Regions from separate parts of the Homo sapiens genome. Here region 1 is linked to region 2. Evidence: read pairs that join two places in POLR2A ChIA-PET (ENCODE). Cell type or tissue: OCI-LY7. All regions are shown on one strand. Links, peaks and the distances in the headings refer to the core of each region. The heading gives the core; the rest is flanking DNA.

The links. Peaks named below come from ENCODE experiments on the same cell type or tissue, not always from the same donor. Only the 100,000 strongest peaks of a DNase experiment are listed, where the experiment ranks them.
Region 1: POLR2A ChIA-PET joins it to region 2 with 8 read pairs; 5 of 35 experiments call an interaction of 5 or more read pairs at or near these places.

The regions. Positions count from the first base shown.
Region 1 is chr6:158,265,893-158,280,910 of GRCh38, forward strand. It overlaps a transcript of TULP4 not described here. Among named protein-coding and RNA genes, the nearest start is that of TULP4, 39 kb to the right of the region's middle. In OCI-LY7, for the core only: no CTCF peak of the experiment used is centred there; a DNase peak (open chromatin) is centred at 5,399.
Region 2 is chr6:158,501,186-158,516,203 of GRCh38, forward strand. It overlaps TULP4 (TUB like protein 4), which reads left to right. Exons shown (of 14, transcript NM_020245.5): 13 at 493-2,993; 14 at 5,393-10,643. The coding sequence ends at 5,509. It also overlaps the pseudogene CACYBPP3. Among named protein-coding and RNA genes, the nearest start is that of TMEM181, 51 kb to the right of the region's middle. RefSeq lists an enhancer at 5,300-5,800. In OCI-LY7, for the core only: a CTCF peak has its summit at 5,656 (motif pointing right); no DNase peak of the experiment used is centred there; H3K27ac peaks cover 168 bases.

The DNA.
Region 1 (15,018 bases), core at 2,269-10,268, 240 kb before region 2:
GCCATGAATGGAGAAAGGAGTAACACATGAGGGAGCTTCGTGGTTATAGCCATATTGCCTTTACCTTTTTGGTATTATACTTACTGTATCATATTTTGCTATTTTTGTGTGTTTAAACATGAAAAGTAGTAAAATAGTACATTTGTAAAAGGGGGAAAATCACCCCTAGCTTCCACCATTGTTATAACTCTTAAGCATAGCATTCTCTTGAATTCTTTCCTCATAGGCACTTTTTTCCAAAAAGTTCTAAGCAACATTTTAAACACTGTTGGAAGCTTTTAAAATTTAACATAGCATAAGCATTTTTCATGTTTTAAAGTGGTTTTCATAATTATACTTCTTTTTGAAAAATTTTTTATTGTGATAAAATTTACTTTTTTTATGGAGACAGGGTCTCACTCTTATCCAGGCCGGAGGGCGGTGATGCAGTCACGACTCACTGCAGCCTTGACGTCCCGGGTTCCAGCGAATCTCATGCCTCAGCCTTCCCAGTAGCTGGGACTACAGGCACGTGCCACCACGCCCAGCTAATTTTTGTATTTTTTGTAGAGACATGGTTTCACCTTGTTCCCAGGCTGGTTTCGAACTCCTGGGCTCTAGCAATCTGCCCATCTTGGCCTCCCAAAATGCTGGGATTATAGGTGTGAGCCACTGTGCCCAGCTAAAATGTACCATTTTAACCATTTTAAAGTATATAGTTGGCTCTACATATCCGCAGGTTCTGCATGTGAGGACTGAAAACGTTCAAAGAAAAAAAATACAACAAAAATATAGTAGAACAATAGCATTTACGTTGTATTAGGTAATATAAATAATCTAGAGATGATGTATATGAGGGATGCATATGGGTTATGTGCAAATAATATGCCATTTTATATGAGAGACTTGAACATTTAAGGATTTTTTTATCTACATGGGTCCTAGAACCAACCCCCATCGATATTGAGGGACAACGGTATAATTCAGTGGCATTAAGTACGTTCCTGTTGGTGTACAGCCATCATCGCTATCCATCTCCAGAACTTTTGTTCATCTTCCCAAACTGAAACTCTGTGCCCATCAAACACTTCCCTTTTACCCCTTCCCCAGCCTCTGATAACCACCATTCTATTTCTGTGTCTATAAATTTGACTACTCTAGATACCTCATATTAGTGGAATCATAAAATATTTGTCTTTTTATATCTGGCTTATTTCACTTAGCATGATGTTCTGAAGGTTCATCCATGTTGTAGCATGTGTCAGAATGTCCTTCCCTTTCAAGGCTGAATGATATTTCATTGTATGTCAATACACATTTTGTTAACCCATTCATCTGGGTTTTTTTCTTTCTATAATCCAGGACAGTGCTGAAACCCATTCATCTGTTGATGGACACCGGGTAATTAAACTTTTTGAAGACATAATAGGCCATCAAGTAGATAAATCATACTAGAAGATGCAATTTTTGCCCTCAAAGAATACTGAAGTTGATATGCCAACATGTCAAACACAGAAGATGAAAGCAACTAAGTGATGTGAGAAGTCAGTGTGGGTTCATACAGAGTAACCAAAGGAGGTTGTCCTTGCCTTTCATCTAGTTGTTAGACTGAGGGAGGGTAGGACCTGGGAGGATTCCAGAAGAAGGTCTTCAGTTTGATTTCTGACCCTCCCACTTCTGTTGCTCTGTTAGGCCTCTGTGTACAGTTAGCAGCCATCTCATAGTAAATCTTCCAAATAATTAGGAGGGTCACTGCTTTGTCAGGACAATTTATACCCTTTCTCAATTAGCAAATTGTGTGGCAATCCAAAGTTAACTGGAGTGTTGCTCCCCTTTTCTATTTTGCTCCCGTGTGGATGTGGTGCAAGAAGGCCTGCCAAGGTCAGCCTCCCGTTTTCCTCCGTGGGTTGGTATAGACATGTTTGTTGGCCAGACATTGCCTAAAGCCCTGTAGTCAAGGGTGGTGTGCTTGCATTTGCCTGGCTGAATTAAGGCTCTTGGTGCTTTTCTATCAGTCGAATCCCTTCTCCTCCATGTCTTCTAGAAATTGAGAAGGGTTTATCAGTGGTACCTCACTCTGTTTTCCACAGGTTTTTAAAATTTTTTTTTGTTCTTTTACATTTGTTTGATCTTTTCTTTTCTTTTCTTTTCTTTTTCTTTTTTCTTTTTTTTTTTTTTTTTGAGACGTACTTTTGCTCTTGTTGCCCAGGCTGGATTGCAGTGGTGCGATCCTGGCTCACCACAACCTCTGCCTCCTGGGTTCAAGCGATTCTTCTGCCCCAGCCTCCCGAGTAGCTGGGATTACAGGCATGCACCACCACACTTGGCTAATTTTTTTTGTATTTTTAGTGGAGACGGAGTTTCTCCATGTTGGTCAGGCTGGTCTTGAACTCCCAACCCCAGGTGATCCGGCCACTTCTGCCTCCCAGAGTGCTGGAATTACAGGTGTGAGCCACTGCACCCGGCCTTGTTTGATCATTTTAATGGGACTTTGGGGAGAGGGATAAGGTAAACAGATGGCTCATTCATCATCCTGAATTTATTTTTGTGTACTATTTATTGTCTTAGTCTGTTTGGCTGCTATAACAAAATACCTTAGACTGGGTAATTTATAAACAGTAGAAATGTGTTGCTCACAATCCTGGGAGCTGAGAAGTCCAAGAGCAAGGCACCAGTGGACTTGTTGTCTGGTGAGGGCTTGCTTAATCACTTCCCAAAGGCCCCACCTCGTAATGCTATTACATTTGGTATTAGGTTCCAACATAGGAATTTTGGGGGGACACCAACATTTGGATCATAGCAATTACATTTTCCTATTTTACTGAACTCTTAATTGTTCTGATTTCATTTGATTCTGTTGGGTTTTCCAGATGGAAAATTATATTACTTACAAATCAGGGTGATTTTTGGCTCTATTTTTATATGACTTTTTTCTATTTTTATATGACTTTTTTTCCTGTTGTAATATTTTGCTTGTAATTTCTAGAATGATACTGAATAGCACTTTTGGTGAGCATCTTTGGCTTAATCCTCCCTTTAGCCTTTAGCACTGTTGGCTTTAGTCACTTTCTGCATATTGCCAAATTGCTTTTTGGAAAGCTGCACTAGAATTGGAGAGTGCTTGTCACCCATGTCCACACCCAAGCTTAGTGACCAGAGCATTGTGAAGGGTCTTTCCAATTTGTGGCTCTTGTCATTTTAAAATTAAATTTGGGTTTGCCATTTATTATTTTTTTCTAGAAATTCTCGAGTCTGAGAATATGAGAATAGAGTTGGCCTAGGTTCATACATTGTTTTGTTCTCACCAGATAATTACACAACTTTTTCTTCCTATTCCAAAGTAACAGTGTTGTGGAGTGGAAATTACTGTTGTTAATTTTAGCACCATAGTTTGGTGGAAAAAAGTATGGGTCTTGGAGCCAGATATCAGAACTAAGCTATGTCACTAATAGCCTAGTGACTTTTCATAACCTTACTTAAACTCTTTGAACTTTAGTTTCAGCATTTGTAAAAAAAAAAAAAAAAAAAAGGATTTTCCTGTCTCACTGGGAGACTGAGAACATGGAGTAAGATGCAAAGTGGGCCCTTCCTTAGTAATGGAGAAATCATTAGCATTCACATACAAGGCCATTCAGCAAGAATTCGTTGCCATTTGAGATTTTGATAGACTTTAATTTTGATCAGAGATAATTTTAACCTTTTTTTCTCCGTGATTCTTCATCCCTGATTTCCAGATGGAATCAGGGTCAATGATAATTGTCTCTGCATATTTCTTTAATAATCTATTTTATTCCAGATTTTAAACATTGCTTAATGGGTAGAATATAAATGAAATTGCAAAAGCAATGTCCAACATTTATTTAGCACTTTACTATGTGGGCAGGTAATTAAGTACTTGACATATGTTTATTTAGTCTTCCCAACATTCCTACTTCTTGGGAAATGAAGGTGTTTGAAAAGTTACCCAGTCAGGTGGTGGGAGAGCCAGGCCCGGTGCCCGGCAGTCTTGCTGCTGAGCTGCTGTCACTGTTCTGCCTTTGTGGTCTTCACAGGGTTGCTCCCTTTATTCCGTGTTCCTTAAGCCCATTTTATTGCTTCTAGATCTAGGAAAAAACAAAAACACTGAGTTTTTGAAAAGGCTAATTGTTTTAAAGTTAAATAGTAAGTGTCAAATGTACAGCATTCATATCTATTAAATATACGTTAATTCTACTCTGTAGCAGTAAGACCCTTTCCTATCCAGGCAGTATAATTAGATCTTCTATATATCTTTAATAGCCTTCTATTTATCTTAAGAACTCTGGCTTAATTTTCTCTTGGATTATTATAAAGTCTTCATTATTGAGATATTTTTGTCAGTAAATTGTCCTTACTTGGTCCAACTTGGAGCTCTCTTTCTTTGTTTTGCTCTTGCATCATCATCTGAAGACCCTACCTTGGCTTTATCCTGCCAGGGACCGGTCATTCCAGCAAGATTCTCTCAACTCTGCTCCACAGCACTTTTTTGGCTCTTGATTACAGGATTTACCTTGTAGTATTGAAGTTGGTTTATTTTGCCCATCTTCTCTCACTGTGTAGGGTGCTTCTCGGGGCTAGGGACTGGACTTCGATGAGTTTTGCATTGTCAGCACCCGGCCTGTTCGGCCTGTGGTGGGCACTCACTAAGTGTCTCTGGTACCGGGGCCGGTGATGGGCACTCAGTTAGCGTCTCTGGCCTGAGTGTTGCTTGGCTGCTTTCCTGGTTTGACACTGCACTTTAGACTATTGCAGCTAAAATTAACACACATCATCTGTTGATGTGATGCTTGCCTCCTTTTAAGCTTTTCTCAAGCTTTCAAAATTTCTTCCTGAAGTTTTTCCTTCACAGATGAAATTGCTCCTGAATTAGAGGTGATTTACTCCAGGCTTCCTTGTGCTTAAATGTGGCAACTTTCAAGGCTGCCTTCATTTTTGCCTCAGAGTTTATAAAGCAGCTTAGTGTGAATAGATGCTGTAGGGCCGGGCACAGTGGCCCATGCCTGTAATCCCAGCACTTTGGGAGGCTGAGGCAGGTTGATCACCTGAGGTCAGGAGGTCAAGACCAGCCTGGCCAACATGGTGAAACCCTGTCTCTATTAAAAATACAAAAATTACCCAGGCATGGTGGCAGGTGCCTATAATCCCAGATACATGGGAGGCTGAGGCAGGAGAATGGCTTGAACCCAGGAGGTGGAGGTTGCAGTTAGCCGAGATCGCGCCACTGTACTCCAGCCTGGGTGACAAAGTGAGACTCTGTCTCAAAAAAAAAAAAAAAAAAAAGATGCTGTACTGAGTTTATTTAATATAAGCAGTTTTATGTTAGTCACTGCTCTGTTGAGTTTTGTTTCATTTTCAATTGTTGCTTCTCATGTGGTAATGAAGAAAGCATTTAAAGGCCAAGTTAAGTGGGTGCCTAACCAAAATAGGTCCAGCTTCCTCAAGTTGTGTCATGACTTGTTGATGAGGAGGAAGGGCAAGGAGACATCTAACTCTCACAGGCTTTGTCTCTTGTAGCTCAGATAGGGTTTCTTTAATCCATTTTAGAATTTTTTTTTTTTTTTTGAGATAGGTTCTTGCTCTGCCACCCAGGCTGGAGTGCAGTGTGCCATCATAACTTGCTGCAGCCTCAAACTCCTGGGCTCAGGCGATCCTCCCACCTCAGCCTCTGAGTAGCTGGGGCTACAGGCGGGTCACCACATTTGGCAAATTTTTAAATTTTTTGTAGAGATGGGGTCTCACTCTGTTCCCCAGGCTAGTCTCAAACTCCTGAGTTCAAGCCATCCTCCTGCCTTGGATTCCCAAAGTGCTGGGATTACAGGCATGAGCCACCACGCCTGGCCCCACATTAAAAATTTTGAAACGGTAGCTTTGATTCAGGTGTAACTGTCCTCCTAAAGAAAAATAAAATGTTCTGAGAAGTTTTAGTTTAAAGTTGGAAAGCACTGAGAATAAATCTGTTTTGGGGGAAACATTGAAATGCTACGTTTGAAAATCTGTAGAATTTGCTTCAGGTGAGACAAAGGATGGGGTAAGTCATTGAAAGGACTCACTGGGACACATGTGCAGTGGAGGGTTTAAAAGTATTTGCGGAAAAATATTTAGAACGTTTAATTTCTAAATTAGAAATGTATGAGTGAATTTAGGGGGAAGGGGCTGGTTAAGTACCCAGGGATTGGTTCCACAGTTGCTGAGCATACACTGTCACCAAGTCAGATGTGGCTACTGTCCTCGGGGAGGTGACAGGTAGAGGAGAAAGCCTTATCCACTAGGTTTTAATTCAAGGTGCCAAGGACCATGTGATGTGGCAACAGGTGCATTTCAAGCATAAAGAGGTGGAATTTTTCAGTTGGGAATTACCAGTGGTCACCAATGTTTTTATCATCAGATTCTTTTTATATTTTCTTTCTTCCTCCCTTCCTGCCCCAATGGCTATGATCTTATTACTAGCCAAGAATTGTTGTTCAGTACAAGATAATGGTATTAATAGCTCGTATTTGTTTTTTATGCTTAATGTGAGCTGAATGAGGGAGAGGCTGGAGCTGAAGAAGAGGATCTGGCAGTGAGTGCTGTGGAACCTCAGCATCCCAGGCCAGCCAAGGCAGAGGAACAAGCAGAGGAGACAGAAAGAATCACAAGGGAGGAGGAAACTATCAGGAAGTTCCTTTAGAGAGCTTACAATTAACTCACTGAAATCCCTCCACAGCTGCCTGAGATAGGTTTTGTCATACCTCCATTTTACAGTTGGGGAAACTGAGACCTTGAGTAGTTAAGTAGCATAGCTCTAATGCAGGAAGTAGTCATTGACAGACCCAAGATTTGAAGTGAGGCTGTCAGCCTCCTGAGTTCCCCTTCTTAATCACTACTGCTTTCCAAGTTTCTAGAGTGTTTCAGTCAAAAACAAATGTGACAGTTAGGTTTGTGTAACTTTACTATAGTAGATGTGTAGTTCTCAATACATACTTTATCTTAGCTAGAAGGCTAAGGAAACGATCAATATGTGTTTTAAATATTGAAAAAGAGCTTATGGACTTTGATTATTGGGTTTGTAGATGCATAGAGATCTCATGACCTGGCTTTGGGAATCTGGTCCGATCTTGTCATTTTGCCTTTGGCGAAAGTGAAGGCCCTTGTTGAGGGACCTACCCGACACTTCACTGGAGCTTGAGCCTGGGTCTCTTGAGTCCAAGGACAGAGTTTTTCCCATTGTACTATGATGTCCTTGGAATGTGTGTTCTTCACACAGACAGTGTTGCCAGTGAAAGTTAGGGAAAGTCAAAATGGGTAAGATGCTAAAAGAACAGATAAGCTTCAGGAGCCACATCCAATGTCTTCATTGAACTGGACCTTTCTGCAGGCCCTCTCTTTGCTCAGGTGTTGAGACTCCCCTCTCTGTTGGTTTCCTCCTCCCTGTTCATTCTTCCTTCTCACCCTCCTCTGCTGGCTCCCTACCTTTATTTACCTGACGTGGGGTTCCACAGGGCTCACCACTAGAGCCTTTCCTCCATCCTCATCCTCCCTCACTGGGCTTAGTATGTTCTGTAGTTCTGTAGTTAAAACTGACCTTTATGTCGATGACACTGACTTATCTCCAGTCTATACTTTGACTCCGAGGTTCAGATGCAAGTGTCCAGCTATTTACTTGACCCTGCCATTTGGATGTCTCCTAAACATTGCAGACTCAACATGCCACATCTGCTCATGGCAACTCCATGCCCTGTCCCATTCTTCTTCAGCTCAATTACTGCCACCACCAATTGGGAATTATTCATAACTGTAATAGCTGACACTTACTGAGAGTTTATTATGTGCCGGCACTGCCTCAAAAATATTACACGAATTAACACAAATAATCTGTCTGGTCCTAACAATAGTACCATGAGGTAGGTTGTGGTAATAGTGATAGCTAATATAGCTCCTAGTATGTACCAGGCACAGTTTTAAGCATGTTACAGATATTAACTCATTGAATTCTTATCATAGATTCATGAGGTAGATACTGTTATTATCTCTAATTGATAGGTAAGAAAACTGAATTACAGAGAGATTAAGTTACTTGCTCCACGTCCCTCGGTTAAAACCTGCCTCCCGGGCTGGGTGCAGTGGCTCACACCTGTAATCACAACACTTTGGGAGGCCGAGGTGGGTGGATCATGAGGTCAGGAGTTCGAGACCAGCCTGGCCAACATAGTGAAACCCCATCTGTACTAAAAATACAAAAATTAGCTGGGCATGGTGGCGGGCACCTGCAGTCCCGGCTACTTGGGAGGCTGAGGCAGGAGAATTGCTTGAACCCGGGAGGTGGAGGTTGTAATGAGCCAAGATCACACCACAGCACTCCAGCCTGGGCGACAGAGTGAGAGTCTTTCTCAAAAAAACAAAAACAAAACAAAACAAAACACCACACACACAAACCAAAAGCCTGCCTCCCAGCTGCTCTCTTGTCCCTCTCTCTAATGAGCATCTTAGTGCTGGCCACCACCAGCTGTACCCGGATCACTGCAGCAGCCTCCTGCCTGTGCTTTCTGCCTTCACTCTGTCCTCTTCCACACAACAATGTTGTTCCTGAAATGAAAACCAGAACATTTCATTTAAACCTTCCAGTGGCGGCCGGGCGCAGTGGCTCACGCCTGTAGTCCCAGCACTTTGGGAGGCCAAGGCGGGCGGATCATGAGGTCAGGAGATCGAGACCATCCTGGCTAACACGTTGAAACCCTGTCTCTACTAAAAATACAAAAAAATCAGCCGGGTGTGGTGGCGGGCGCCTGTAGTCCCAGCTACTCGGGAGGCTGAGGCAGGAGAATGGCCTGAACCCAGGAGGCGGAGCTTGCAGTGAGCCGAGATTGCGCCCCTGCACTCCAGCCTGGGCAACAGAGCGAGACTCCGTCTCAAAAACAAAAAACAAAAAACCAAAACCTTCCAGTGGCTTCCCACTGCACTCCGAATAAAATATAAGCCCCTTTCTGTTGCCTACAGGCCGCTCCTAAGCAAACCCCCAACGTCCTGGTCTTTTCCGTATCCTCATACATGCCAGTCTTTCCTGCCTCTTGTTAGCCTTTTATTGATCTCTTCCATTTTGTTGTTCTCTCTGTTAGAATGTAAGCTCCCTGAAGGCTAGAGTTTGATCAGTGTAGAAAGAAATAAGTAAGAAATAAGAACAGGTTTAATTTTAGGCTATATCAGCATTCCATTTTGAAAATGTGTTCTGAGTTCCAAAAGAGCCAAATCTTACTAGACTGGAACACAGTCCAGTGCCGAGTTGTGGAGTGCTTGTATAGTTCTGCCACTGTCTGGAGCCCACGCGCTACAAGTGTCCCGCACAGTTGCAGCTGCTTTTTTTGTTGTTGTTGCTTTCCTCTTAGTCCTGCCCATCTTCTTCATTTGCCACGGTGTTTGAACTTCATGAGGCTGCTGCTGTCGAAACTGTGGTGATTCTGATGGTTCTGTGGATAGTGGAAGAAAACTGGCCAGGGACATACAGGGAGAGAAGCTGAGCCTGAGAGGGTTTGGCCATATTCCTGCCTGTGAAAGACCATGGGAGATGGTAATCTTCAAGGTCCCACACTGACCCTCACCAATTCATATTCTCCTGGCACTGATTTGCAAATTGAGCAACAAGTCTAGCCGTCTGGATGGCCACAGTTACTACTTTCTTTAGCTCTCAATGCCCATTCTAACCCACGGCAGCGCTTTGTCACTGTCCCTAGAGATTCCTTTGAACCCACCTTGATGTACATAACTACACTAATGGCAAGTTCTTTCATTTTCTTCAGTAACCAGACCTGTCAGCATGGAGCCCAAGGAAATAGGTCTTATGAGAATTTCTGTAGTAAGCAAAAACGTAGAATTTGGGGTAATATTAGTAAATAAACAATAACTTAGCAAATTAAGATCTTGTTTGTAGTTCTGCTGTGGAGGACAGTAACTCGTCATCTTATTTAAGACCCTGTGACTTTCAAAGAAGTGTCATTCTGTGAAAGTACTGAGGGAGGGTAGGCCCCTGCTGTGAATATAGGAGTATACAGTTCAGATATACTTTCTAAATATTGAGCAGGAGTAAAGACTGTAATAAACTAGGGAGACTTTTTCTTCTTTTTTTTGTTACGGCAGTCTTGCTCTGTCACTCAGGCTGGAGTACAGTGGTGCAACCTCAACTCACTGCAACCTCCGCTGCAAGAGTTTAAGCGACTCTCCTGTCTCAGCCCCCCAAGTAGCTGGGATTACAGGTGCGCGCCACCATGCCCGGCTAGTTTTTGTGTTTTTAGTAGAGACGGGGTTTTACCATGTTGGGCAGGCTGGTCTCGAACTCCTGACCTCGAATGATCTGCCCACCTTGGCCTCCCAAAGTGCTGGGATTACAGGCGTGAGCCACTGCGCCCGGCTGGGAGACTTTTTCTTCTTCCTTCTTTCTTCTTCTTTCTTTTTTTTTTTTTTTTGAGACAAGGTTTTGCTCTGACACCCAAGCTGGAGTGCAGTGGCATGATCATAGCTCACTGCAGCCTCAAACTCCTGGGCTCAAGTCATCCTCCCGTCTCAGTCTCTCAAGTAGCTGGGACTACAGGTGTGCAACCACCCCCTGGCTAATTTTTTTTTTTTTTATAGTAGACATGGAGTCTCACACTGGTCACAAACTCCTCCTTCTTCTAAAGCAACAAAAACGTGTTCTTAGTTGACAATGGAATGGTAAACATGACTCTCAGAACTGTTGTACTGAGTTCATAACTTATTTAGGTGACAGTAGGTCAATATAGATGGTGCCAGCTTGACACCCTTGTGTCATAGGGTCCCTTTGCCCAGCACTCTGTTTTTAAATTCAGAATAATTGGGAAGTGGTGGGTGCAAACCAGCACTGCCTTCTCTGCAGACCTACCAAGGTGTTATGCAAGCAGTATATTTACATAAATGTATATTGCATAAATATATAGTATATTTGCTAATAATAATACCAAGGTATTATGGAAATAGAGAAGGCCTAACTTATTAGAACCCACATGTTTGTTTGTTTGCCAAGACCTCTGCTGGTCTTCTTTTTTTTTGGTCTTTTTTTCCTTTTTTCTGTTTTTCTTTTTTGAGATAGGGTCTTGTTCCCGTTTCACAGGCTTAAGTGCAGTGGTGCAATCATGGCTCACTGCAGCCTCAACTTCCCAGGCTCAGGTGGTCCTCCCACCTCTGCTTCCCAAGTAGCTGGGACTACAGGCGCGTGCTACCACACCTGGCTAATTTTTTGTATTTTTATTAGAGACAGTTTTTCACCATTTTGCCCAGGCTGGTCTCAAACTCCTGGGCTCAAGCAATCTTCATGCCTCAGCCTCCCAAAGTGCTGGGATTACAGGCGTGAGCCACCATGCCCAGCCCTACAGCATCTATTTATGCTAGGTCTGTCTCTTGGTCTTGAATGTCATCTTTAATGACCTCTCAGTCAGGGAGGTCAGGAAAATGAGATTTCTTTGTAGCTATTAAAGAGTATCAGAGAAATTACTTTTGGTGTTGCAGCCCAAGTACATCATGGGTTAAAATGACTTTTACAGATTAGCCTGTGTAGCAATGATAATGCTTATGACATTACTTCTCTAGAAATATTTTTTCAGAATTCTGAACAACCTGTTTGTAAGAAGACTTTAACAACATAGTCCGTGGGTTAATTGGGGAGATTTATGTTAGGGCCACCAGGAGCAAGGATTAGCTTTGGCCACAGTAGCCAAAACAACTCTTGCCCCATCCCTCCCTCCTGCTCAGTGTGGCTCGTGTAGGTAGTTGTCTTGTTTCTAGTGTCACACTAGGCTTGGTTACACTGAGTTTCTGGTGGCCTGGAGGGTAACTTTTGGCCTTTGTGTGGAAGCTGTCACTTTGCACCTTAAATATCAGATCTTAATTCGGGGACTTCTTGAGATGATGTCCTTCAGTGATGCAGATATTCTGAAACAACTCCCTGTAACAGTCCCAGGTACCAGAGATATCCCTTCTTTTCTTTTTCTGGCAGCAGTAACCTTTGTGGTCTTTCTGGGCCATCTCAAGCTTGGCTTGAGGCAACTCTGTTTCCTTCACTCAGAGAGCATCATATCAACTCCCATCACCTCATCCCTGGAATTCTCTTGACTTCTTTTGCTGCTGTGGCCTTTGAACCAGAGCCCAGGCTCAAGCTTTTGTTGGGTTCTCTCAGCATAGGTGGAGGTGAATGTGGACTCCCTTCCTCTTGTGCTAAATTCATCATCATAGGCACGGAATAACTGGGCTTCAAGGGATCTTAAGTCTGTTGCATGTCGGTCAAGTGGACTGCCCTCTGTTTGCATTAGATGAAGTATTGGGGAAAGTGTAAGGTCTGTGTTTTCACAGCTCCTTTGAGACTGCTAAAGGTGTCTGGCCTGTACTGTGTGGTACAATGAGCTGTATTGACAATACAGCTTCACAAAGAGCAAGTCTAGTACTGTATCTTTCCATACAATTGTTTTGATGTAGTGCATTTTGTAGTGTTTAGAGGGGAAATGTAGAAGAAAATACTAGTTTTTTTTTTTTTTGGCTATATGCTTTAGTGTAAAATGATCCAGCACTTTCCAAAAGATATTTTTATTAGTAGTACTAAACTATTATCTGTATGCTCATGTTGATTAAATTGATCGAAAAGCTTAATTTTCAATACATATACTTAGATCTTTCCTAGAAAAAAATGTAATGTTAACTTTGATAATTCTTTTTGTTTGATGTTATTTGAGAACATTTTGACATCGTAAGTTGAGAAGAACAGTTGCTCTGATAATAGTGGGATTATTTTCTTCTTGATCATTTTACCTATTTTATTAGTTTATTTTGTTTTTTAATAGGTGCCAGCAAGTATTCTTTATTTGATTCTGATATTTTTCCCCTTTAAGCATCTTATTGAACAAATACTTTTAGAGGACCTCCTATGTTTAGGGCACTGTTGTAGAACCAGTGAAAGGAAGGAGAGCTGGAGGTAAGTTGCAGTCTCTATTTGGGGAGCTTTCCTGGGTGAGTTTAGCTTTCTTTACGTAGGCCCCATGGGGATCCAGAATACTGGCCATAGTTGTTGTTTTTTTTTGTTTTTTTTTTTTTTTTGAGACGGAGTCTCATTCTGTCCCCCAGGCTGGAGTGCAGTGGCGTGATCTCGGCTCACTGCAAGCTCCGCCTCCTGGGTTCACGCCATTCTCCTGCCTCAGCCTCCCGAGTAGCTGGGACTAGGCGCCTGCCACTATGCCCGGCTAATTTTTTTTTTTGTATTTTTAGTAGAGACAGGGTTTCACCATGTTAACCAGGATGGTCTCGATCTCCTGACCTCGTGATCCGCCTGCCTCGGCCTCCCTAAGTGCTGGGATTACAGGCTTGAGCCACCGCGCCCGGCCTGGCTATAGTTTTTGAAAATGTAGAACAATAAGTAGATATTCAGAATTCAGAACTTAAATTATATATGCTTTCTACCGTCTAGTTTAAACTTTTAAAAGATACTGTTAAATTCACACTTAAATTGCTTTAGTACGTCTTTATGATTTCAGCTCAAGTATGATAGAATGAAAATATGTTCTTTTCCCTTCACTGCTGTGTTCTGATCTTAATGTCATGGGAAGACGGTAATATTCTGTTTGACACTAATACATTTAGAAGATAATTTCTAGCCTCAGTTTATGATAGCTATGTACATTTATGAGGAAAATCTTTAACACATGGCTTACATCGTACAAAAATTAGTTTCAAATTACTTCATCTGTGTTTAATATCTGATTAATTATGTTAAGAAAAAAAGAGAAAAGAAAATGGAGACTCTCTCTCTCCCAGGCCAGCCATTTGACGATAGCGTAATTGGGAACGTGTCCTTGGCCTCTTTCCTCCTCCTCCCCGCTAGAATGGTGTAGGTCCTCTTCACTCTTAGTGAGATATACAGCAGACCTATTCATTCTCTTCCAAGAAGTTCTCAAAACAGCAGACAGCTGTGAACACTTGATACGTGTTTGGCTTGGAATTCAGCATGTGAACCTCTGCTTAGATGGTTTTTCCCTAGACCAGAGGGCTTATTTCAGAACACAGTTGTGAAGTGAGGTGATGCTTCTTTACGGCGCGGCTAAACGTGTGCCACTAACTGCGTGGATAGACGAGATGCACCACGGTAGACGTGAGGGTTTGACTTTCTCCATCCATAACTGGGAAGTTAAAGTTGACAGTTTGGTAAGAAGGAAAGTTGCGTATTTCTCGTGTATTCCATCGCCATTTCCTTTTATTTATCAACGTGAATGTTGAGAGTTGGGCCTCAGTATGAATTTTAATTAGAATTGTAGTATAGCATTAATCTTACCATGGTAGCAAGACCAGTGTAATATGAATACACTTAAAAAAAACTTATACATTAAAAAATGAATAATTGAAGCCATGCCAAGTCCATGATACTATGCATTCATGCCATTTTATCTTTTTTTAATTGCCTTTTTATTTTTGATATTTCAACTGATCATTTATTACCTTTTCCTCCCTGGTTATTTAAAGTTATCTTTTCTTCATTTTTCTTTACCAGGAATCTATTTTATTAGCGTTTTGGTACAAGTGGCTACCTGAATATAGATTTTATTTTTGTTGTGAAAATTAGTTTCTTACAGAAATTCTTCAGTGAAATTAACAAGTGCCTCATGCCAAAGGAGAAAACTGGTCAGGAGGAGTCCCTGCATAGTTTGATTTCCACTTAAATGAGGCCCTGCCTCAGTGTCTGTGCAGCTGTCTAACTGTTGGCTGCTGAGACAAGTCTGCAAGCCTAGCTTTCCTTATGGAGTGGTGATAGTTGGGTGATTAATTGAAGATATGATTTTGTATTTGAGGACCCATGCAGAAGAAAGTCTCACATTCTAATGGTCTTTGAAAGGTGCACTCTTTTAACTGTTTAAATTGGGAGAGAGAAATGCTGTAATTTGTCATCTAAATTAGAAAGTTAAGGCTGTTTTATTCTGCTTAGCACAGTGCCTGGGATGTTCGGCACTCAAGTGTTTGCACAGTGAATGAATAAATGGACAGATGGATGGATAAATAAAT
Region 2 (15,018 bases), core at 3,702-11,701:
ATGTGCATACATTTCTTATACACATCTGTTGCATGACACTTTCCACACTATCCATCCCATAATCATGAATAGACCTATTCAGAGGCCTAGGCACTGCAAGTCCTCAATGGAGGTTTTTCCTGTACCATTGCCCTCTTCTTGCATAAAAGGGTGGGTATTTTATGAATATCACCAGTAAAAAGCTTCTTCAGACATTTAATTATCTGTGATGGTGCCATTGAGGCACTGGTGCCAAGTTTAGAAGGTTCAAAAGTGAGTTAGTCGAAAAGTTCTGACAGTACCCTTAGCTAACAGACAGCAGCAGGCTGCCCTCAAGAACCCATCTCCCTTGTGCGAGCAGGCCAGCTTTCCCCAAGCAGACACGTCTCTGTCTCTGGCAATTTGCATTTTGTTTACAGAAGGAGACTGGATGAGTCCAGACGTATTGCTTATCCTGATCTGGTTTAATGGCAGTGTTTTTGTAAGCAGTTCCTTTTTCTAATTTTCTTCCAGTGACAGGAGCATCTGGTGTCCCTGAGAACAGCCCACCTTGTACCGTGAACATCCCTATTGCACCGATCCACAGCTCGGCTCAGGCTATGTCCCCCACGCAGAGCATAGGGCTGGTGCAGTCCCTACTGGCCAATCAGAATGTGCAGCTAGATGTCCTGACCAACCAGACGACAGCTGTAGGGACAGCAGAACATGCAGGTGACAGTGCCACCCAGTACCCAGTCTCCAACCGGTACTCCAATCCTGGACAGGTGATTTTCGGAAGCGTGGAAATGGGCCGCATCATTCAGAACCCCCCTCCACTGTCCCTGCCTCCCCCGCCGCAGGGGCCCATGCAGCTGTCCACGGTGGGCCATGGAGACCGAGACCACGAACACCTGCAGAAGTCAGCCAAGGCCCTGCGGCCAACACCGCAGCTGGCAGCTGAGGGGGACGCAGTGGTCTTTAGTGCCCCCCAGGAGGTCCAGGTGACGAAGATAAACCCTCCACCCCCGTACCCAGGAACCATCCCCGCTGCCCCCACCACAGCAGCACCCCCGCCCCCTCTGCCGCCCCCACAGCCCCCAGTGGATGTGTGCTTGAAGAAGGGCGACTTCTCCCTCTACCCCACGTCAGTGCACTACCAGACCCCCCTGGGCTATGAGAGGATCACCACCTTCGACAGCAGTGGCAACGTGGAGGAGGTGTGCCGGCCCCGCACCCGGATGCTGTGCTCCCAGAACACGTACACCCTCCCCGGCCCGGGTAGCTCTGCCACCTTGAGGCTCACGGCCACTGAGAAGAAGGTCCCTCAGCCCTGCAGCAGTGCCACCCTGAACCGCCTGACCGTCCCTCGCTACTCCATCCCCACCGGGGACCCACCCCCGTATCCTGAAATTGCCAGCCAGCTGGCCCAGGGGCGGGGGGCTGCCCAGAGGTCCGACAATAGCCTCATCCACGCTACCCTGCGGAGGAACAACCGTGAGGCTACGCTCAAGATGGCCCAGCTGGCCGACAGCCCGCGGGCCCCCCTGCAGCCCCTGGCCAAGTCCAAGGGCGGGCCCGGGGGGGTGGTGACACAGCTCCCAGCGCGGCCCCCACCTGCCCTGTACACCTGCAGTCAGTGCAGTGGCACAGGGCCCAGCTCACAGCCCGGAGCCTCCCTGGCCCATACCGCCAGCGCCTCCCCGTTGGCCTCCCAGTCCTCCTACAGCCTCCTGAGCCCACCCGACAGCGCCCGCGACCGCACCGACTACGTCAACTCGGCCTTCACGGAGGACGAGGCCCTGTCCCAGCACTGTCAGCTTGAGAAGCCCTTGAGGCACCCTCCCCTGCCTGAAGCTGCTGTCACCCTGAAACGGCCACCCCCTTACCAGTGGGACCCCATGCTGGGTGAGGATGTTTGGGTTCCTCAAGAAAGGACAGCACAGACTTCAGGGCCCAACCCCTTAAAACTGTCCTCTCTGATGCTGAGTCAGGGCCAGCACCTGGACGTGTCCCGACTGCCCTTCATCTCCCCCAAGTCTCCTGCCAGCCCCACTGCCACTTTCCAAACAGGCTATGGGATGGGAGTGCCATATCCAGGAAGCTATAACAACCCCCCTTTGCCTGGAGTGCAGGCTCCCTGCTCTCCCAAAGATGCCCTGTCCCCAACGCAGTTTGCACAACAGGAGCCTGCTGTGGTCCTTCAGCCGCTGTACCCACCCAGCCTCTCCTATTGCACCCTGCCCCCCATGTACCCAGGAAGCAGCACGTGCTCTAGTTTACAGCTGCCACCTGTCGCCTTGCATCCATGGAGTTCCTACAGCGCCTGCCCGCCCATGCAGAACCCCCAGGGCACTCTCCCCCCAAAGCCACACTTGGTGGTGGAGAAGCCCCTTGTGTCCCCACCACCTGCCGACCTCCAAAGCCACTTGGGCACAGAGGTGATGGTAGAGACTGCAGACAACTTCCAGGAAGTCCTCTCCCTGACCGAAAGCCCAGTCCCCCAGCGGACAGAAAAATTTGGAAAGAAGAACCGGAAGCGCCTGGACAGCCGAGCAGAAGAAGGCAGCGTTCAGGCCATCACTGAGGGCAAAGTGAAGAAGGAGGCTAGGACTTTGAGTGACTTTAATTCCCTAATCTCCAGCCCACACCTGGGGAGAGAGAAGAAGAAAGTGAAGAGTCAGAAAGACCAACTGAAGTCAAAGAAGTTGAATAAGACAAACGAGTTCCAGGACAGCTCCGAGAGCGAGCCTGAGCTGTTCATCAGCGGGGATGAGCTCATGAACCAGAGCCAGGGCAGCAGAAAGGGCTGGAAAAGCAAGCGCTCCCCACGGGCCGCCGGCGAGCTGGAGGAGGCCAAGTGCCGGCGGGCCAGTGAGAAGGAGGACGGGCGGCTGGGCAGCCAAGGCTTCGTGTACGTGATGGCCAACAAGCAGCCGCTGTGGAACGAGGCCACCCAGGTCTACCAGCTGGACTTCGGGGGGCGGGTGACCCAGGAGTCCGCCAAGAACTTCCAGATTGAGTTAGAGGGGCGGCAGGTAAGACCTCAGACCAGGTGGCGCTGCGAGCCCAGGAGGCGAGGGTTTCAGTGCTTCGGCCTTCAAGGAGCATTTTTCAAAAGGCCAAATGGGAAATGTGGAAAACAACGAACACCTCTTAGGTGGAGCTCATGGGGTTATGGTTTTTAGTGTGCCCACTGCTGTCTTGTATTTTTTTTTTTCTTTTTGAGACCGTCTCGCTCTGTGGCCCAGGCTGGAGTGCAGTGGCGCAGTCTTGGCTTCCTGCAAGCTACGCCTCCTGGGTTCACGCCATTCTCCCGCCTCAGCCTCCCGAGTAGCTGGGACTACACGTGCCCGCCACCATGCCCGGCTAATTTTTTTTTTTTTTTTGTATTTTTAGTAGAGATGGGGTTTCACCGTGTTAGCCAGGATGATCTCGATCTCCTGACCTCGTGATCTGCCCGCCTTGGCCTCTCAAAGTGCAGGGATTACAGGCGTGAGCTACCACGCCCAGCCCTAATTTTTTTTTTTTTAGAAATGGGAGTCTCACTGTGTTGTCTAGATTGGTCTCAAACTCCTGGGTTCCAAGCAATCCTCCTGCCTCAGCCTCTCAAGATGTTGGGATTACAGGCGTGAGCCAACGCACCTGGCCTGCAGTCATATTTGTAAAGAATACGTTTCTACTTCTGTTCATTGACTTTTCTGTTTTTGGCATCAGATGGTGACTTCCTAAGGAATGTGAGGGTTAGTTTTGCTCACCCTATGCACACACACACATGTATGCACACAGCTTTTCCTTCCCCATTAAATCAGTGGTCACTGGTTACCTTGTTATGCTAGTCAATAGCTGAGCCATGTATTACGGCTTAGTTACATTTCCTTTTTTGTATACTTTTCTTCCCCTAGACATATCAACTTCCTGTTATCTGTCTGTTTGCTCATTTGCCTATTTCTCTGTATATGGAAGTCATTCCCCAGTTCTCGAACCGGATGTTATCTCATGGTGCAGCTGAACACATTGGGTCCTAGTTCTTCCCTGCTCCAGCCCAGAAGGGTTGCTCTGTCCTGCTGCCAACGTCCCCCTTCACCATCCTGTAAAGTCCCTCCCCTCTCTACTTAAATTCACGTTTTCGTTAATTCACTCAATAAATGTTATTGAGAACCTGCCGTGTGCCTGGCAATCCTCTAAGCCCAGGGTTGGCATACTGGCCTTTGGGCCACTCTGGCCAGCCGCCTCTTTTTGGAACAAAGTTTTATTGGAGCACAGCCACGCTCATTCACCTGAGTATCGTCCCTGGCTGTGTTGGCCGGACAACAGCAGAGTTGAGGAGTTGTGGTAAAAACCGTGTGACCCACAAAGCTTAAAATATTTATTATCAGCCCCTCGCAGAAAGTGCGTCAGCCCCTGCTATAGTGCTAGGATCAGGGCAGTGAGGAAGACAGAGCCCCGCCGCTGTGGAACACGCAGACTGGGGACCAGAGGCGGATGAGTGCAGCCCGTGTGCTAGGGCATGGCGTCACTGTCTGATGGGATGTAGGCACAGGAACTGGTGAGGAAGTGGCCAGCAAGTCCCTCCCTGAGGCAGCGGTGTTGGACAGTGGTGGTGCTACTTCTCTTCTGGAGCCTCTGGCCTGTTTGTGTTTCTTTCTGCTTTTCTTTCTCCTTTCTACTTCCTAGGTGAAGAAACCACTTCATTTGGCCTGTAGCATTCACCCCATTCTTTTTTTTTTTTCTTTTTTCTTTTAGATTCAGGGGTACATGTGCTTGTTACATGAGCATTACGTGCATAATGGGGGGTGGGCTTCTAGTATGCCCATCACCCAAACATTGGATGTTGTACCCCACAGGTAACTTTTCACGGATGGAGCTGGAGGCCATTGTCCCCACATTCCAAACCTTGCTCACTGTCTCCATTGTGTTAACATGTTCCTCAGTCCCCTTATTTCCTGCAAACTTGGAGTTAGATATAGAAGCTTCACCAGATTCAGGGTCACTTTTGTTAGCAAAAGTATCTCATAGACGGTGCTGTCTGCTTCCATAAGGAGCCATGCAGACCCGGCTGTCGCCTTGCTCGCCTTGTTCTTTTTTTTTTTTTTTTTTTTTTTTTTTTGAGATGAAGTCTCCTCTGTCGCCCAGGCTGGAGTGCAGTGGCCCAATCTCAGCTCACTGCAAGCTCCACCTCCCAGGTTTACACCATTCTCCTGCCTCAGCCTCCCGAGTAGCTGGGACTACAGGCGCCCGCCACCACGCCCGGCTAATTTTTTGTATTTTTAATAGAGACGGGGTTTCACCGTGTTAGCCAGGGTGGTCTCTATCTCCTGACGTCGTGATCTGCCCACCTCGGCCTCCCAAAGTGCTGGGACTACAGGCGTGAGCCACTGCGCCTGGCCTTTTCACCTTATTCTTTAATGTCTTTGCTTCCCCTGCCCTCCTCCAGGTGATGCAGTTTGGACGGATTGATGGCAGTGCGTACATTCTAGACTTCCAGTATCCGTTCTCAGCCGTGCAGGCCTTTGCAGTTGCCCTGGCCAACGTGACTCAGCGCCTCAAATGAAGAGACTGGTGTGGGGAGGAGAGAGATGCAGAGAGCCTTTGGAAGAGGTCTTCGGAGATGCCAGAGGAGCCCTCTAGGGGTCCGATGCCTGGGAGGACCAGAAGCCAACAGCAAAACTGGAAAAGCCCGGCAGGCCCAGGAGAGGGCGCTGACCTGTGGTCGTCATTTATTTGGTTGGGTTTTATTACCTTTTATTGTCTGTTCTTCTTTTCTTCTTTCATTTCAGTGGCATTTGGAAGCAAAGAGTGCTAGGCACCTGCTGTTCTTTCAGGAAACAGCTTGGCTGTGGTAATGCTCTACTGGGCCCTTCAGAATGAAGACAGTCTGCCTTAGAGCCTGCTATTCTTTTAGACATAGGGAGGATGCATTATCCTGTATTCTCCTCCAACATCACCACTAGCGTAAAAGCAAAAAGCTTTTACAAAACACAGCCAAAAATTCTCAAGATGCAGGTTCTTGGGGAATGGGATGGGGACAGCATTTGATTTACACTGATTATGTTACTCCCCAAAAGGTGACTTAATTAATAAAGGGCATTTGGGCAGACACACTGTGTTGGACCAACAAAGTAGGCTCTTTACAGGGGTGTTCTCACCAGGTAGAAATGCGATTTGCTCACTGAGGATGTTGGGGAAGGGACGAAGGGTAAAGAAGAAACTGCACGTATACACAGGTTCACATCACTCTGCAGACAGCAATGTGACTCAGCGTGTGACTTGTAGCAGCAGTACGAGGGCTACACTCCTCTGCTGAGGATGTCTACATTGAAAGCCTCCACTAGTTTCATCGTTTGTCAAAGTTCCGTAGGATCAGTGATGGTCATTCAGCATGACTGGTTCTGGGAGAAGGTGAGAGACAAAAATGGAAAGATCCTGGCCTGTGGTAGTGGTAGCAGTTTTCTCAAATAATGTGGTGACAGTCACTAGATCCTCACATGCTGAGAAACAGCCTCTACTCTCTCTGCCCCTTTTACTTTTTAATCTGGAATGCATTACTGTAAACATGATCTTTCCCATGAGATACCATGTTCTATGCCTTCCCATTCTAAAAGTGTGGACAACGCTTGATTTGAAACCACTCCTTTTCTCCTCTTGGCTACATTAAAATTCAGTTGACTACAAATGCTTTCTATCAAATTAGAAATGTAACCAAAAAAATGTTAAGTGTTCACCAGGGTATTAAAATACAGAGGAGTATGGTCAAATCTTTGACAAAATTTTCATGATCTTCTCTAACAAAAAAAGTTGTTTATTAACTGTACAGACTGTTTACTAAGGAGCTAAACCACTGAGAAAACGTTATTAAAATTGTAATACCTAGGTAGTTGGTTGATCACAGTTTGTTAATTGTATAAAAAAAAATTACCTAGAATATCTCTTCCCACTTCCTCGTCCTCGTGAGAACCTGTGGGCAGTATTCAAGCCCTGATGACAAAACCCAGTGTTTTTTGTTGTTGTTTTTTGTTGTTGTTTTTTGTTTTTGTTTTTGTTTTTCTCAGTCTTACCTGTGATGTTGTTTAGGATCAGGCCCCTCTCCTGGGCCTGCTGTGCAGGAGCACAGGAACTATCTGCTGGCGTTGGGTTCCAAATTTGCATTTTATTTGGAAACAGACAAGTAGAAGATGCTACAGAAAAGTATTTTCAAATTTAAACGTTTTTTAATCCCCTGTTTTAGTTAAAAAATTGGAAAAGAAACCGACCCATTTTTTTCCCAGATCAAGATGACATGACATCACTCCCAATTCTCTCCAAACCCCAGAGAAATACTGACGAAGTTTTCTGATGTGGCAAAGGATATTTCCCATCTAATACCAGTTTCTCATTTATATTTAACGTATTGGACCTGATATTTTTAGTGGGTGCATTCTTCCAGAAAGAATTCAGCAATGTTATCAGAATTAATTCTTTTATATGAGTTTATGTAGCTTGATATGGTGTTTCAGTGCTTATTGGTTGTGCAATAATGGTTATAGCCTGTTAGATAATCTAAATGCAATTCCCCTGTTTTGTCGTTTAGGAGATAATTATTTATCTTGCTTTTCATAGTGTTCTTAGGAATTATTTTGTTGTTACGTTTTGGTGAGTTATACCCATTTTATTTATTTAGAAAAATAGTATCTTTGTTAACGACTTACATGGTCACAGTATATTTTGCTGCAAGAAATAAAGAGGATATGATAGAAGGTTTTTTTTTTTTTTTTTTTTTTTTTTTGAGACGGAGTCCCACTCTTGTCGCCCAACTAGAGTGTAGTGGCACAATCTCGGCTCCCCACAACCTCTGACTCCAGGGTTCAGGTGATTATTTTGCCTCAGCCTCCCAAGCAGCTGGGATTATAGACACCCGCCAACACGCCAGGCTAATGTTTTTGTATTTTTAATAGAGATGGGGTTTTGCCATGTTGGCCAGGCTGGTCTTGAACTCCTGACCTCAGGTGATCCGCCCGCCTCGGCCTCCCAAAGTGCTGGGATTACAGACGTGAGCCACCACTCCCGGCCCATAGAAGGTTTTTTGCTGGATAATTTGTAACTTTTCTAATTGGGAAAAAATTCCTATTAATCACTTAAAAATTTTTTTTTGTATTTTGTGTTATTGATTATATACAAAGGAGACTTTTTTTTTGAGATAACACTCAAATAGTATTCTCTTCTTTTGAAAATTTTATTTTTATCTGAAAATAACAGTTGATCTGAAATAAAAAGGGGAGACCTATTAGAATGAGAGTAGCCAAGGAAAGAGTTACTAGGTAATAAGCTTCACTTTTTGTGTTCTAATTGTTTTTGAGATATAAAGACCCTGAAAAAGCCCATTTTAGAACCTGTTTAATAAGAGCAAATATAGGGGAAAATCTTTGAAATGAAAGCTACAAATACATGTGAGAAGAAAAAAATGGATTTTTTTAGCAAATAATTAACTAAGCTTCTAAATGCCTAGCTCCCTCCCCCAAAGGCGCTTTCCCCCGATGGAGGCACAGGCTTCTGTCTCGGATGTTTGGCGCACGTGAGTTTGTATGAGTTTGTACCGGAGTGACCCCGGCAGCCACTGCCCACCTCCCCTCTACCCAGGGGCCTGAAAAGAGGGGCTGCCCTCCTGCGCCAAGGCAGACACAAGCTGCGGGCTGTGCGGTCCTAGTAGTGTGACGTTTCAGTTAATAGTGGTGGTCTTATTTTCAACTATGCTTTCATTCAGTCAGTCTCTGTTGACTAAATACGACGAAAATTCATACTTTATGCAGGAGATTTCTAAAAATTTAATGTTTATTAATAGTTTATGAATATCAAGATACCTCATTGAATCCCTAAATTTAAAAGCAGTCCAGTAAAAGGTTAACTGTATAAAGAATCTATGACTTTTTGAGGGAAGTGTGATATATTAACAAATATAACCAATTCTAAATTTGTTTTAGCTCTAACCTCATCAAACCAAAGGCACAGATTTGTGTACAATATACCCATTGAATGTATATCCTGAGAAAAATTGGGGCCAAAGAAGCAGGAAAATCTCAAAGCTCTAATGGCAGCATAAATCAAAGAATTTCACAGGCTAGTGTTTTTATCCATAGCCATTGCTCCCTTGTCAAGTGTCTCACAAGGACATGGAAGAATGTGTTATGTTCATCTTGTAATCATAGCAAAAAGTCTGCAAACCCCAGGGTCAAGCCTGCTCTGCCACAGGGTTGGATGGTGACCTTGGGCAAGTCCCTGGGGCTGGCTAGGCCTCCACTTGTCCATCTGTGAAATGAAAGGATCAGCCTGGACAGCCCTCTAAACTCCCTTACAGCTCTCAGCCTAAGAGCGCAGCACTGAACAGCCTCATCATTCCACTTTTCATGGGAAATATATTTCACACCATTGCCTTTGTGTAGAGAAATATTTCTTTTCCTGTGTTAATGAGCTATGTACTGAATATAAACCAGTGCATTTAAAGTAATATCTTTTGTGCACCTCTAAATGTGTTTGGAATTGTGTTTGTTCTCATAGAATATACAAAAGTACTGATTCTAGGTAAGAAGGAGTCTCCACGGGTGTGCCCTGCTCAGCTGGATGTCCATGAGAACAGCCATGAAATAAGTCACTACTTGTCCCCAAAACCACAGGAATATATACCTAGGTCACCTCAAATTCCTGAGTGTGCTCTGCCATGTTACACGGTCTTCAAATTGAAAAGGTTTCTTGAAAAGGAAAGTTTGGCCCAGCAACTGGAGAAGGAGTCCATGGTGTCGCTGTGTGCCTGTATCATTTGGCCAAGTCAATGGTTGTAAGCAAAGTTAGTGGAGACAAAAATGTGTCCAAAATGTCGTTTGAGTTCCTGGGATTTCTGTAATAGCACACAACTCAGAACTCTTCAGCATTTGTGTGATTCCTTACCTCTGGCTGATAAAACTCTAATGGGTTGTGGCTTACTTTGTTTCCATTTTCTTTGGCTTTGTGCAATTTTTGTGTAACTTTACTTGTACCTATATTTTCTGTTTACAGTTCTTTTTAAGGGGAGGGGTAGGGTTCTAAGATCTTGTTGTTTATTGTAGATAAAAATTTTTTCGTGTTGTAGAAAAGCATGGGTTATGCGTTTGACTGAAAAAGACACTGTATTATTTACCAAAGGGGTATTGTTTTTGCATTTGTTTATAAATGCATTATTTTGGTACTGTAAATTTGGACATAATTTCTGAGTTTATTACTACTGGCATTTTCTTTTTCCCTTTTTTTTTTTTTTAACCGTAAGTGCACGATGCAGGTGCATAGGCCCCAGACCAAACTAGACCACCAGCATGTTCATGTCCAGACCTCGGCAGTGGCGTGCACTGCTTGTGCACCTCAGTTCCTCCAGTGTTGGTTTGTTTGTTTTTTAATTCAGCATCCTGCTGGTTTTACTTTCCAAGCAAGATCTGTTGCGACTCCCAAATGCGTTTTAATGAGCTCATCCTTATTTGCCTTTCTTCTTACGTATTTTGTGTATTAGATTGTGCAGGAGATATTCTAGAAGGCATTAATGGTTTGCATTCAAAACGATGTGGTTTGTCCAAGTTATTTTCTGTCTTTATTACTGAGACGGATTAATCTCCTTATTTTTTTCTTGATGATTTGAAGTTGTAAGAGTTGTCCAGCTATTGCTTAATAAAATTTTGCAGATCAAAAAAGTTGTGTGCAGAATTCTTGAGCCTTGTGAGGAGAAATCACCTCGCTCCATTGGCATGACCTACCCACCCTCCAGTTGCTTCCTGGGTCTCTTGGTAACTGCTAGCAGCTACTGGAGACCCTGAGATCCCGGTCATCATGTTGCCCATTTGGGGAAGTCAGAGATTGTGCTGTCTTCTTGATGATCTGGTTTAGATTTGCTTTTTCATGGCTTTTTAAAAGAGGACTCGATTGGCCGGGCACGGTGGCTCACGCCTGTAATCCCAGCACTTTGGGAGCCTGAGGCGGGCGGATCATGAGGTCAGGAGATCGAGACCATCCTGGCTAACACAGTGAAACCCCGTCTCTACTAAAAATACAAAAAATTAGCCGGGCGTGGTGGCGGGCGCCTGTAGTCCTAGCTACTCGGGAGGCTGAGGCAGGAGAATGGCATGAACCCGGGAGGCGGGGCTTGCAGTGAGCCGAGATCGCACCACTGCACTCCAGCCTGGGAGACAGAGCGAGACTCCGTCTCAAAAAAAAAAAAGAGGACTCGATTAAAAGTGCACCTGTATAGCATCTAAAGATCAGAGATGCCAAATATTAACACCTTTGTTAATTTGTAGGAAACTTAAACCTAGGTTTTAAGCAATTCAACTCTAGGTGCTCATATAACTATTAACTATTGTTGTTACTCATAAGTGCTTAGTGAGCCTGCTTCCTCTGCCCTAAAGTTCCCTATGACCATGGGAGGTGGGAAGGTGGGGCATGGGAGGTTTATCTGTGATAATACATGTGTGCATGTACAGAACTACCTTTTTGGTGTTTTTCAAAGAATAAGGAATCAATTTTGCTCGAACCTAGCTCCCAAAACTCACTGTAGAAGAGAAATAACTGTCTCATGGAGATTGCATTGCAGTTTTCCAAGGATGAAAGATACTAACCACAGTTAAATCTCAACTCCATTATGAAGTGAATACCTTTTGCCACTCCTTTCAGAAGAAAATGGAAGCAGTGAGAGGTTGAAATGATTTCTGGATTCCATAGACAAAAACCAATCCTGAAACAGAATCCAAGATTTCTGGGTCACATTAATGAATAGACCTGGTTTATTCCCAGCTTCTCACTCTGGTGTGTCGTAAAGATTTGCCTGTAATGAGCTCTGAGCTACTTATACTTAGTCATCTCCCATGAAAACAAGTATTACATACAGATGGGCCACCCCTGCCCCTCATCAGGTGAGCTCATCCGCTTTATAGAATGAGATTTAAGTCCTTGTTATTGAATTCTGGAAAGAGTGAACGTTCGGCTGACCAGTTTTATTATTCACCCAGGCTTCACAAAGGAGCCAGTCTGTGTGGATTTGTTTCCCTACACTTCCTAGAAACAGCTGCTCTATGTGCTGAAGAATAAGAAGCCATCCATTGGAAGTGCTGGCTCATTTCTTGAACCCATTTCAGAGTTCCTGTCTGAGCGATCGCTTCAAGTAAAGAAGGCGCCCCAGAGTAAGTCATAGGAATTTTTTTTTTTTTTTTTTTGAGATGGAGTTTCACTCTTGTCGCCTAGGCTGGAGTACAATGGCATGATCTCAGCTCACTGCAACTTCTGCCTCCCAGGTTGAAGCGATTCTCCTGCCTTAGCCTCCCGAGTAGCTGGGATTACAGGCACGCACCACCATGCCCAGCTAATTTTTGTATTTTTAGTAGAGATGGGGTTTTACTATGTTGGCCAGGCTGGTCTTGAACGCCTGACCTCAGGTGGTTCACCCGTCTTGGCCTCCCAAAGTGCTGGGATTACAGGCGTGAGCCACCGCACCCACCACCATGCCCGGCAGTCATAGGAATTTCTTAAGCTTCAACCACCACTCAGGACAGCATGCAGACACCTTGCAAAGCATCTTGCTCTTTGTCCTCTGACCTGCCCATGCGTTCTTCCAGGTCACTGTTATGAATCCCAGCATCCCATTTGCCACTTAGCTCTGGCTGGCTCCCAGGCTCTCCCCTGCACCCAGTGATGGTGCAGCATCCTCACTGCAGGCACAGCTACGGGATAGCTCTTGTCCCGGGAAAGAGCGGGGAGCTTGGATGATAAAGGCAACCAGTCACATTGCCTTCTCCCAGTTGTGACAGCCATTTCCCATTGTCTTCAACCCTGAGGGTATGGACAACCTAGTGCTTCCTCTCTCCACTCTTCTCCAAAAGTAGAAAAGTGCCCAGACCTGACACCATTTCCCTTCTGTCCTGGGAACCAAGGGTCTCTATGTCTCCTGTTGGTTCATCCTCCAGCTCATGTGAATGATCTGTGGTTCCTCCTTTCACATGAATCAACTCAGTGTCTCCTGTGTCACCTTGAACCACTAATCAGAATCTTGCACTTTCACCCAGTAACAGGGGCATTTCCTTTTATTTCAGTGTCTGGGGTCACTGAAACAGGGGCTTGACCAGTGTTATATTTTCTTTCTCTCCCCAGTAAAAAGGCAGGCAGTCCAGACACCACAGCATGTGCATGCCACACGCATGCGCCCCCCCAACCCCTATGATGAGAAGACACACCCTCGAGTGATGAACTTCTTTCTGTGCTGGAGCCCATGGGGTCCTCTGAGTCCCACTTCCTGCCTTCCTCAGGTACCTGCTTCTGACTGCAGAAGGCTCTTCCGTCCCAGGATTGTGGTTTCTCACCAGTTTCTCAACAGTTTCCTTTGTTATAAAACTTGAGAGAAAACATTCCTCTAGTAGAAAGAGACTGCCTTCATCCACCCTTTGGAATAACCAGCTCCAGCCTAGGTCCCATTTCCTGCACTGGTGGAAGAAAAGTCTCTTCTTCGCTAAGTGGTTCCTTTGATGACCTTATAGATTCAGGCAGCTTGGGAAGGGAAGTTTCTCTAAAAGCCACAGAGCGTCCAGCTCATGGAACCCTCAGGATCCCTGGCCCATCTTAGGCCACATGGAGTCAGCCTCGTGCCCCCAGCCCATCTGTTCCTGTGCACTGCACTCCAGTGGGTCTCACCCTTGCATCCAGGGTTCTCTCCCACAGGATGAGCTTGTCAACATTCTCTTTTTCTAACACACACACTTGTCAGCAGGTGCTGGTATAAGCCAAGCTGAGCTCGTGGGAGGATGGCAAGAGAATAGGCCCAACAGTCTTTGTGGGAGACAGAGCCCACGTTTCTCCACAAACAGCTTCCGGGAAGAGTGGACGGGTCAGACTAGACCAAACCAGCCTCTTGAGAACACCACACTGCCCAGACCCACTTAGTGCCTCCGTGTAACCCGCTGGTTAGAGTCCACCTGCTAGGCAGCCAGAAGCGGCAAAAGCCCAGCCCCACTGTCCCATTCTTGACCTGGTCCTCCATGCTCACTGTGACAGCAGCACAGGCACCCCGACCGGGCCACAGCGAGCTGGTGGCCATGTCCCTGGCTCTGCTAACTTGGCCTATCTCATTTCTTAACCTGTTTTTCATGATGTGGACCTCTTGAGAGTATACTTGAAAAAAGTGAATTATCTATGTGGATAAAGGACTGGTACACTATGTTGAAAACGTAACAAACCAACCAGATGGGAAAGCATCTGTGCTATGGGACTTTTTTGTTTGCTTGTTTTGTTTAATAGGCATATTTTATTTAAATAAATCTTCCAGTAGGAAATGGAGAATGCATTGCCTTTGCTTAGAAGAGGGCCGTGTAAGGAGTTACCTGTAAATGCGTATGTGCAGCTCACCAGTATTCCCGTACTGGGAACACCAGCACGTCCGCATCACAGTTCCCAAAAGAACTTTAAAGTCTCAAACCCCCCTGTCCCCCCTCGTCTCGTTTCTCTCCTGATTCCAGCCAGGCTTTATGAATCTTTCTCTCCACAGCCTCATCTCCGTCCTCATCCACTTCCCCTAGAACGTTCATCAGCCCCTCCCTGGAGTCTGTTTCAGTGTCGTAGGGGGTCTTTTCGGTTTCTTTGTACCCTTTTTCAACCTGAGTCAGGTGATCCCACCCCGTGTTTTCCGCTTTCCTTCTACAGAAGATAAGAACTGTATCCGCCTTGCCTTCCACAGGAGTGGGTGTCAATGGATTGTTCACACTCACGGATAACCCTGCCCAGTTAGATCCTACACCAAGAGATCACACGACCTCTCTGGGGAGCGCATCTGCACGTTCTCAGCGGGAACTTGGCCTCCTCACCTGGCTGACCCCGTGCATAGTCACCGAGTGTCACTGTAGGTCCCCTGCAATGGGAGCAAACACCGCAGCTGGCTTTTCGCTGTCAAGGAGTTCTGCTTTCCTCTGTGATTTCTGCCGCATCCTGTTCATTTCTGTCTCAGTCTTGGATTTTTCAGCTGGAAGGGCATCACGCACCGTTTTCCTAGTTGCCTTTTCCAGCAACACCTTTTACCTCTTCTGGATCTTT